Linked DNA regions of Mus musculus: region 2 is linked to region 1. A link is a loop called in an ENCODE intact Hi-C map of the cell type or tissue named here. Cell type or tissue: heart. All regions are shown on one strand. Each heading gives the region's core, and the rest is flanking DNA. Links, peaks and the distances in the headings are about the cores only.

What was found. Peaks named below come from ENCODE experiments on the same cell type or tissue, not always from the same donor. Only the 100,000 strongest peaks of a DNase experiment are listed, where the experiment ranks them.
Region 2: it touches region 1 in a loop (9-fold over the local background); 6 of 42 quality-filtered maps call a loop at or near these places.

What each region holds. Positions count from the first base shown.
Region 1 is chr16:11,421,944-11,427,323 of GRCm38, forward strand. All of the region lies in intron 11 of Snx29 (sorting nexin 29), which reads left to right. Among named protein-coding and RNA genes, the nearest start is that of Snx29, 100 kb to the left of the region's middle. In heart, for the core only: CTCF peaks have their summits at 1,508, 1,829 (motif pointing right) and 2,157 (motif pointing right); no DNase peak of the experiment used is centred there; H3K27ac peaks cover 1,206 bases.
Region 2 is chr16:11,601,705-11,607,084 of GRCm38, forward strand. The region is part of intron 15 of Snx29 (sorting nexin 29); the gene reads left to right. Among named protein-coding and RNA genes, the nearest start is that of Gm32100, 21 kb to the left of the region's middle. In heart, for the core only: a CTCF peak has its summit at 2,151 (motif pointing left); a DNase peak (open chromatin) is centred at 2,407.

The DNA of each region.
Region 1 (5,380 bases), core at 115-5,114:
CTGCCATGGATCTTGCCTCTGAGCCTCCCAAGCCATTTCCATCCCTGACAAAGCCACCAGCTTGGTCAGTTCCTTTCCCATGAGGACATTCTTGTGATACCTCTGAGCTGTGCCTGCAGCAGGGACTCAGCCCGTTTTATTTTCATTCATCTCTTTTTTTTAGAAATTAATCCTAGTTGTTTCTGGTCATCTTTGGCTTGAGACCTATCAGGAATTCCCAGCCAACCTTCTGAAGGAAAGGCCCACATTGGTGGGCCATTTGACTCTGGGTGTCTGGTAGTTATATGGGCTGTGCAGAACAGTTGTTTGTGAATGGGTGGGTGGGTTAGCCTTTGTTTTCAGGGGTGATTTCATGTGGGAAGGCTTTTCTTGTCCACTCTGCTCCTGCAAGATAAGGACCATGCCTCTTTCAGAAATGTGGGTGCCTCCACCCACCCCTGCTTTATCTGTGAGAGGGATAGGAAGGGCTGTCTGTGTAGCCCTACAGGATTAGTCTGATGTAACAGAGGATTGACACTGGGAAGCCTTGGCAAATGCTTCTTTTCCTGTGTGCTTGTGAGCATTGTCTCTGGCCTGGCTGACCCTTAACAGCTCCACTTCTTGGTTGTTCCAGCCGGGATTCCCTGCAACTTTCCTGATCCTCGTGTTCTCATTGTCAGCGGGATGGAGCCACCTGTTGAGTCTGTGTGCCTGTGGTGACTTGTTTGCTCTTGGTAGTTGCTGTGATGTCAAAGAAAGATGTCTTCATCCCCTGCTACAGTCTTGTGTGCTCAGTGGGTAGCAGTCGTTGATATAAGAGACCTTGATAGGGCAGTGTGGATAAGCAGCCTTGGCCTTGGCCTACAGCTTATATAAATAATGTTCCCAGTGCTGAGACTGGCGCATGCAAGGAAACACCCAACAACTGAGCTGCAGTCCCAGCCAAGTCTCCAGCTCTTCACACCTTGGTTCACATAAGTGAATGTGGTCACCAGCCTGGAAGGCAGCAGAACTCTGATGGTCTGGGCTGAGTTTGCAGGGTTTTGAAATGTCACCTTTCTTTGTAAAAGGCAAGTGCCACAGTCATATCTTCTTGTTGAGTGGCCAGCAGTGCTGACCTCAGCACAGACAGATAATGACGGCCACTCAGTATGCCCTGTGAATCCTGTGAATGCCAGTGAGTTTAGAGTAGTCACTGTATGCATGAACACACACACATATACACACACTGCACACTGAACTCATATGTGTGCACACACACAGAAAGTAAGGTCTAACAGGGGATGCTCAGTATGTGGAAAGCACTCTGAATGTTGGTACCTCACTAGCAGGCACTTAGGGTTGTGACTGGCTGTCTGCCTGTGGGAAAAGCCACCCAGACTGGATGCTTTCCCACTACTTAGTAGACATTTCTTTATGTTTATGTCAGCTTTACTTCATTCACCTCCTGTTTAACAGCCGAGTGTCTGTACATTTGAATTAATGTTTTTGTTGGAATATGTGATGTGAGCTGTGTTTAAGAAAGCACCTCTTTCCCTATTGATGGCTGGAAGTGGCACTGCAGCACCCTCACCACCAGGGGCCACTCTTTCCCTGTTGATGGCTGTAAGTGGCACTGCAGCACCCTCACCACCAGGGGCCACTCTTTCCCTGTTGATGGCTGTAAGTGGCACTGCAGCACCCTCACCACCAGGGGCCACTCTTTCCCTGTTGATGGCTGGAAGTGGCACTGCAGCACCCTCACCACCAGGGGCCACTCTTTCCCTGTTGATGGCTGTAAGTGGCACTGCAGCACCCTCACCACCAGGGGCCACTCTTTCCCTGTTGATGGCTGTAAGTGGCACTGCAGCACCCTCACCACCAGGGGCCACTCTTTCCCTGTTGATGGCTGTAAGTGGCACTGCAGCACCCTCACCACCAGGGGCCACTCTTTCCCTGTTGATGGCTGGAAGTGGCACTGCAGCACCCTCACCACCAGGGGCCACTCTTTCCCTGTTGATGGCTGTAAGTGGCACTGCAGCACCCTCACCACCAGGGGCCACTCTTTCCCTGTTGATGGCTGGAAGTGGCACTGCAGCACCCTCACCACCAGGGGCCACTCTTTCCCTGTTGATGGCTGGAAGTGGCACTGCAGCACCCTCACCACCAGGGGCCACTCTGGTGAAGCTCACTAGCTTCAAACCAAGGTTTGTGTTGGTGTTGGGCTAGCAATGGTGCTTGCTCCTCTGGTGGGTTTGTGAAGGTTAAACGCATATATACAAGAAACATACTCAGAAGAGTTGTACCTTACAATTTGAAAAGACAGATTGGAAAAATGTATCTCAGAGTTACACGTGTTAAGTGTTCAGTAACTTGTAGGTGAGACTGTTAGCACCCTTAAAGGATTCATTTACTGATTCCAAACACAGTGTCTAGGCCTCCAAATGGGTGGACATGGTTTTTGTTTTATGATGGCATCCCTACAATTACAAGCCTCTGAAGCCCCCTTTCCTGGATGTGTACCCTTAATCCTCTCTAGACGCTTAATCTTCTCAGTTGGGGTGATTTCAACCCCAAGGGGATATGTGGCCGTGCCAGGAGACCCTGGATCTCCCTGCCTGGCATGAGAATGCCTTCGGCAAAGCCTGACTGTGGTTATACCAGGGACAACAGGCTCTTTGTGCCCAGTAAGTATCCTTGTGGTGGACAGGGGTGCTGAATAGCTGCTGGAAAGCTTAAGAAAAGAACGGACCTATTGGAAATGATGAGACTCTAGGGACTGCTCATGACTCCTGTGGGTGTTTGCTGTCTCTTCAGCTCTGTCACCCTCGCTGTGAAGTGTGAAAGGCTGAGCACCTGCAGACCAGCCCAGAGCGGGTGGTCTGAGCACGAGGCTTCCTGACGCCATCTGTCTTTCTTGAGGCTGCAAATGTAGTGGGAATCCACCCGGTGGACACTCATTGCTGTGCCCCCCACCTTTGTAACTGCTGCCTCTCTCCACTCTTGAATTAGTTTCTGTATTTGGGAGTTGAGAACTGTAATGAGCCTTTTCCCCTGTTGTTGGTGGACAGTCCTTTAGCACCAGGTTGTGCCTCTGTCCTTGCTGTCTGTCCTCCCCTCCCCGTGCAAAGACCTTGGGGTTTTGCGTCTCAGTTGTGGGTGTCGAGTGCTGGTGCCTTATTTCAACAGTCAGGTGGGGTGGCAGAGGTGATGTGCACATAGCTTCCTGTAAGGCTGTCCCCACAGTGATGGCTTTGGAGGGGAGGAGGGGAGTCTGGTCTACTTTAGAAGGGCACATACTGCTAGCTAGAAACTGTTTCTCCCTTGCTATCATTGCTTAGCCACTGATACTTACATGGCTTTTGAGTCCTGACCACTGCCTTCCTTTTCTTTCCTGGGGTTCAGAGAAAGCGGGGAGACAAGCAACTCGAGTTGCTCATTTCTTTGTCACTTCTGATGTCAGGCCATGGAGGAGAGGGCAAGAGCAATGCCCCTCGCTGCTCACTTCGATGCTCACTGCCTCACTAAGCCTCAGTCTGTTTTTCTCTTGATATCATGTGACGGGAGTCTCAGTCGAGGTGAGGCAGGCTGGCTCATTGCCTAGCAACACTATTCCAAACACTGGACGTTTGAGAAATGAAACTAAGAAGCACTATGGCACTTGGAAGCCAATGGGAGGGCTCAGCATCTAGCCCAGGGCTTGGCTGAGGGTTCAATGATGAGATCTTTTTAGGATGAACAGTGACCATTAAACAGGTCACAGTCCAAGTCCTGTGTGACTTAGTCACACAGACTGTGCCTGGATACCGCAACAGAGATTGCTAACACTGGAGACTCGCTTTTCCTTCTGAATCTTGTTTCCTGGATGACAGCGACTGTCAGAAATTGGAAGCTTCCAGATATGATATAGGCACACCTCAGTTCTTCATAATTTGTTCATCCACTCCCCAAAAGTTTACTAAATGTCTGTCACATAGTGGGCACTGTTCTAGGTATGGGAGGAAGGGTGAGGCTTATAAACTCTGTGCCTCAATTTTCCCATCACTGAAATGCACAGGATGAGGTTCCTATAGCTGCTGTGAGGACTAAGAGTCACTCAGTGCTCAGCAGCACCCTCAGCTCTTGCAGTGTGGATCCTGACCACAGAGAGGTCAAAGACTGGAAGTGAGATGTGGCCGAATGGCAACTGGACAAGGAAGGGGTCAGAAGGAGTGACACAGGAGGGAAGGGGGTTATATGGGAGTGACACAGGATAGAAGGAGTCATATGGGAGTGACATGGCTGTTTTGTCACCCGTGGGCACTAACCGCCTTCTTGTCGCTTTCAGTCATCACACCTCTCTCAGGAGTGCATCCTGAGCAGGAAATCCTAGCAGAAGCCCTGAGGTTGTGCACTGTCACCCCAGCCCAGTGCCTGAAAGCGTGAACACCTTTGATCGGGTGCTGCAGCTGATACTGACACTAACACAGACATTCCTCACCCTCGATGCCAGGAGTGGGAGGGAGGAGGGGACAGACCTGTGTGGTGGAGTCCGTAGGGTGGCCTGAGTTGGAGGGATGGAAAGCTTTGTGCATGGGTGTGGTAGGGCTAAAGAAGCCTTTGGAGAGATGGGGATACTTGCCAAGAAGAGTGGGGTAGAGAAGCAGCTTGAGAGAGGCCATTCCCAGCGGCAGTACCGTGGACACTGAGGGTGTCTACCCCTTGTCACTGTTGGGAAGCATTGAGGAAATGCTGTCAGACAGCAGCAGGCAGGGGATTTTCCCTGGAGTAGCAGCAGCATAGCCAGAGCACGGAGCCCAGTCTCACCCGACACCCTGCCGTGGCCTTCCATAGTTATGGAGAAAAAAGATGAACTGTACTTAAAACACCGATCTATACCTTTCTGGTTTCCTGGCTGTGGCAATATAAATCTAAGTATCGAGTTTCAGATCCAGCAGGAAAAAGAATCAGAACCATTTCCCCGGAGTCATGGCTGCTACTGGGTCCCAGCCAGCAATGGACTTTGTTTGAAGAGAGTATCCTGTGACACTGGTCCTTAGCATAGGAAATTGTTCTCTAGGAAAACCAAGCTTGGGGTCACTCTGGCTAGACTTTGGCCCAGGTAGTTTAAAGTATTTTCCTTTCTCCTTATCATCCGAGTGGCCTTGCACTGTGGCTGTATCCACAACCTCTGAAGGTGAACTGATGGCAGGTCCCCAGTCTCACATACTGGACTGAAACATTCTCCATTGTGGAATACTTGATGTGATGAGCCCTCTGAGTTTGGGAAACATTTTGTTAGATTTTCTCACACACATCTGCTTGAGATCTTGAATACAGTGTGCCTCTTACTCTGAGTACCCGTCTCTTTCAGGACAGATGCAAGGGACACGTAGCAGTGAGGCATAGAGATTGCAGAGCATGGTGGAGACCTGCCCTGCCC
Region 2 (5,380 bases), core at 60-5,059, 180 kb after region 1:
CTTGTATTTTCATCTGTGTGTCTCCCTCTTTTGGCTGGACTTCTTAACATTTTCAGAAACTTTTTTACAATGACTGAAGTAAAAAGGTGGAGTTGGTTGGCTCACATAACATACAATTTTGAGAGTTGGCATAGCTGTAGCTCAGTGCTAAAATGGTGCATGGTCTGGATACTATTCCTGATTCTCCTACCTTCTCTTTCTGTCTTCCTCTTGCAGGCTTCTCATTCTGTGACACTGGCAGCTCCAGGCTTCCTTCCTAGCAGCCTAGCATCTCCTTCAGAGGCCTGGAATGCAGTCTGTAATTAACCCTCCTTTTGCTATTATAGCAAAAATATCCAAGTCAGGCTAAAAAAATATATTTAGTACATGCTTTTGGTGAAGTTTCTGGTGAGCATCCCTTCTGGCTACATCACCTCATGGCAGAAATTTAAAATAAATAAATAGATAAATAAATAAATAAATAAATAAATAAAAAAGAGCAAGGAGACAAGCTTACTCTCCCAACTTCTAGTTCTCATGAAGCTTGGGCTCTATGAAAGCTACCTTAATCCTCCTGAGGGTAGCTTCCCCAGTGACACAAACACAAGCAGGCCTCACCTCTTAAAGGTTTTCACATAGCCTCTATGCTGTCATGTTTTCTTGGATGACAAACCACACCCATACCATGGTAGAGATGCAGTTCCACGTTCTTGGGGCTGGGTGGGGTCCAGGCAGACAACCCTGGGGCTGTGCACGCTAAAGTACATCCAGGTTCTTTGAACCAAGTCTTTGTGTTGGTTGATTTTAACCATAAACTTGCCACACCTCAAATCACCTGGGAAGTGAGTCTTAATTCTAATTTATCTAGATCAGATTGGCCTGTGGGCATGTCTTACAGGGTTGTCTTGGTTGGTTGAGGTGGAAGACCTACCCTGAATATGGGCAGCACCATTTCATGGACTGGCCCCTCAGCTGTGGAGGAGTGAGGCAAGCTAGCCAAGCATGAGCAAGCAGAGTAGGTGTATTTTCTCTCTGCTCTTGACTGTGGACATGATATGACTGGCCATCTCAGTCTCATGCCTCAGTGACTCCTTACAATAAACCCTTTCCTCTCCAAAGTTGCTTTTGGGCAGGATATTCAGCTCTACATGGCTGAAAGGGCTTTGCTTGCTCTTCTGGGTTTTCTTGTGCTAGTGCCTTGCATAATATTTGTCTAAAGCAACCTGGGACTCAGTAGAAATATTCGGTCAAGATAATTTAGGCTCTCATTTTGACCTGGTCCCACTAATGGCTTTTGCCTCTTTCAAGAATGTCACATGAATGGAGAGTGATCTGTGCTCCCTGCTCCAAGTCCTCTGCAGTAAACAGGAGCATGTGTAATTATCATCTCCTGTACATGTTGCATGCTGAATGCATCTGTCTTATTTGTGTTTTGGTCTCTGCTGGCCCATGGTTCTGCTGGCCCATAGAAGCATGTGTTAGGTCACTGAGGATGTGTTTGTAAACATATGAAATGTCCCTTTGCTTTTTACCCAGTGGTGTTGGACTTAATACATTTGTCCGAGCAATCTGTGTTTGTGTGTGTGCACACACGCGTGTGCACGCACCTGTATGCATGAGGGTTATTCATGTGCAGGTATGTACATGCCCCAGCACATACATGGAAATCAGAGGGCCACAGTTGATTCAGTTCTTGCCTTCTAGCTGTAGTTCACCCTGTCCATGTGCTTCTGAGGATCCTTCTGTCTCTGCATCTGCCCTCCCACACCACTGCTGGGATTCCAGATGTTTGTGTTACCCCACTAGGCTTCAGACCATAGTTTTAATGCTTGCATCCATACTGAGTCTAGTTCCTCATTCTTCCTTTTGACCCAAAGGCCTTTTCCTTCAGGGATCCACATGTCTTGCAGTTGTTTACTGTCACCTTGTTTGCCGCTGCCTGTATTGGGCACAGTGCTGGGAGGTGGGGGCGATACCAGGCAGTGTCTTGGTAGACGTGGGTTTTAGTGTTTTCGTCTGTGAAATGGATGGCAGAAGGACTGTTGCAGAGAGTTGTTTTGAGCATTTGATAACCTGGCAGAGGCCTGATTTCCCTGGTTATTGCAGAAAGTTCTGTAGTGTGCTGTAGCTGTGACTTGGTACCTGATACTGTGAACAGGGAATAGTGGCCCCTTGTGGCCCAGGGCAGTAACTCATCTTCAATCACCTAGCCTTGGAAGTGCCCAGGAGCAGCAAGTCTGTGGGCCAGGGTTGCAGGTGGGTACTGGGGTCACCATCTTCCAGAATATGTGGAAGCCAGGTCCCAGAGAGTTTCAGTGGTTGCTTAAGGAAGCATCCTGGCAGGTACCAGAGCCTGGTATCCTACCTCAGAACCTCGGGGTTTGCCCAGCACATAGTCCAGGAGTCTTAGAATCTGTTGCAAGCAAAAGGCTGGTAGCAGCACCCCACCCTCCAGGAAGTCACTGAAACTGTGTGGACTTGTCCACTCTCTCAGGCAATATAGTCCAGCTGACAAGAGAGCATGGGTCAGTGTCATATTCACATGGAAATGATCTTGCCACTCCAGTTCCCTAGGGGCTAAAGTCCGATATAGAACACAGCTGTTGCTTCACCCACGCTGGCCTTCTTTCCACACTACTGTGCTTCCTATTTCCTGGTCAGCCATGAGAAAATTCTAGAAACAGCAATTTCAATAAGAATTCTAAAGTAATCTTTGCAGAAACTCTACCTCCTTATAAATTAACCTTTATTATATTTGTATATTTACAGAATAAAGATAAGTTTAGTTCTATCCTGTGTTTCAGGTACCGGAAGAAAAGTTCTAGAACACACCCCCTTCCACCTTTATGGAGGGGGATTACAAGAAACTACAGTGAAATATTAGCTACTTTTCTTCTCTCTCTGTGTGTGTTTCTCTCTGTCTCTCTGTCTTTGTCTCCCTTCCCTTCCCTTCCCTTCCCTTCCCCTTCCCCTTCCCTTCCCTTTTCAAGACAAGGTTTCTCTGTGTAGCCCTGACTGCCCTAGAACTCTCTGAGTAGATCAGTTTGGATATGAACTCAGAGATCTACCTGCCTCTCTCTCCTGAGTGCTGGGTTTGAATATGTGCACCACCACCTCCTAGCCATTTGTTGCTTTTTTGCTATTGTTAATCATAGATTGCTACTATATTCACCTTAGATCAAAAAACAAAAAATAAGGGGAAGGTGGAGCTTGGGTCCTGAGAGTATGTTGTGCAAGTTTTCATGTGTGCCTGTGTGTATGTGCAGGCCTATACATGTGCTTATGCATGTCAGCTTATGGACCAGCAGGAACACCTCTGCATGAAACTTGGTCATTTCACACAGATTTTTGAGCAAATTAACATTTGGATCTAGCGGGGATTGTTCATTTAGTAGTCATGCCTGCCAGGAAAGTCATGTTAAAGCAGTTTTATGAGTAATAGCTAAAAATGTGTTACACTCTTATCTTTTTCCCTATTAAAGCGACGGTTCTAAATTCTTCTCTGTTCTGATAGTATTTGAGATCACGTCCAGAAAGTGTGCCAAGGACCTGGAGTTTGGTAGGGTGTTGGGGGGCTGTCTAAGGCCCTTTGGCAGGTGCCCCTGGTCCTTATCAGCCCCAACCTGAAGTCCTCCTGCCAGGTTTGCCTGCATCCCAGATCCCAGCCTTTCTAAGGATGGACGCTCAGTCCTCCTCCCTGCCTGCTCTCGGCTGACCATGTTCCCACCTTTATTTCTCTGGCGTCTGTGGTGCCCTGACTCATCTTCATGACTCGCGTGTCCTCTCACACTCTCCTGGATTTCTTTTGCTCTTCTTTCTTCTTTTCCCATCACCTCAGCTCTTCGAACTTCACCCCCACTTTTGCTCTCGTTTTGGGTCACCTTTCAGACCCTGATGGTCAGTCTGTTCACATGTCTAGCATGTAAACACATGTAAAAGTCTTTCTAGTTTGCTAGACTTATGCAAGAGGAAGGAAGAGGGAGATGACCCTTCTGTACCTGTAGATTCTGGGAGCAGGCTTTGCTAAAATGGCTCATTCTTCACTTCTCTGAGCATGGTGACAGAATTGTCCCTGTTCAAGAGAAGAAAAACCCCTCCTTCCAGTCTGGGCTGGAGCTCTGAGCAGACCTTGGTTCCAAACTCTGCAGCCAGTCCCACAACACCCGGAGGAAGCTCCACCCAAGATCCCAGGATCTCAGGATCCCAGGATCCCAGGGGCTTGGTCACACCAGGATCTCAGGGTCCCAGAGGCAGCTTTATTTCCAGGAGCTCTGACACAAGCAGGATCTCAGGATCACAGGATCACAGAGTCAGCTGGACTCTGAGGAGTTCTGACACAACCAGGATCCCAAGAAGGACAGGCTCCAGTCAGATATAGCCAGGGAAGGTAGCCCTAGAGATAACCAGATGGCAGGAGGCAAGCATAAGAACATAAGCAACAGAAACCAAGGTTATTTGGCATCATCAGAACCCAATTCTCCCACCATATCAAATCCTAGATACACCATCACACTGGAAAAGCAATATTTGGATCTAAAATCACTTCTCATGATGATGATAGAGGACTTTAAGAAGGACATAAATAACTCCCTTAAAAAATACAGAAGAACACAGGTAAACAGCTTGAAGCCCTTAAATAGGAAACTCAAAATTTCCTTAAAGAATTACAGGAAAACACACTCAAACAGGTGAAGGAAATGAACAAACCATCCAAGATCTAAAAATGGAATTAGAAACAATAAAGAAATCACAAAGGGAGACAGCCCTGGAGTTAGAAAATCTAGGAAAGAGACCAGGAGTCATAGATGCAAGCATCACCAACAGAATACAAAAGATAGAAGAGAGAATCTCAGGTACAGAAGTTACCATAGAAAACATTTTTGGGGTAGCATTGGAAATGTAAATGAAGAAATTACCTAATTAAAAAAATAATAAAATAAAATAAATAGATACTGTCTCTTAGTTAGAGGTTTACTGCTGTGAACAGACACCATGACCAAGGCAAGTCTTATAAAAAACAACATTTAATTGGGCTGGTTTACAGGTTCAGAGATTCAGTCCATTATCATCAAGGTGGGAGCATGGCAGTAACTAGGCAGGCATGGCGCAGGCAGAGCTGAGAGTTCTATGTCTTCATCCAAAGGCTGCTAGTGGAAGACTGACTTCCAGGCAACTAGAGTGAGGATCTTATACCCACACCCACAGAGACACACCCATTCCAACCAGGTCACACCTATTCCAACAAGGCCACACCTTCAGATGGTGCCACTCCCTGGTCCAAGGATATAGAAACCATCACAGATATTAAGAAAGAAAGAAAGAAAGAAAGAAAGAAAGAAAGAATTTCTAATTAGGATTTAAACCCCAGTCATTCAGGGCAGTTCATAGGAAGACACCTTTG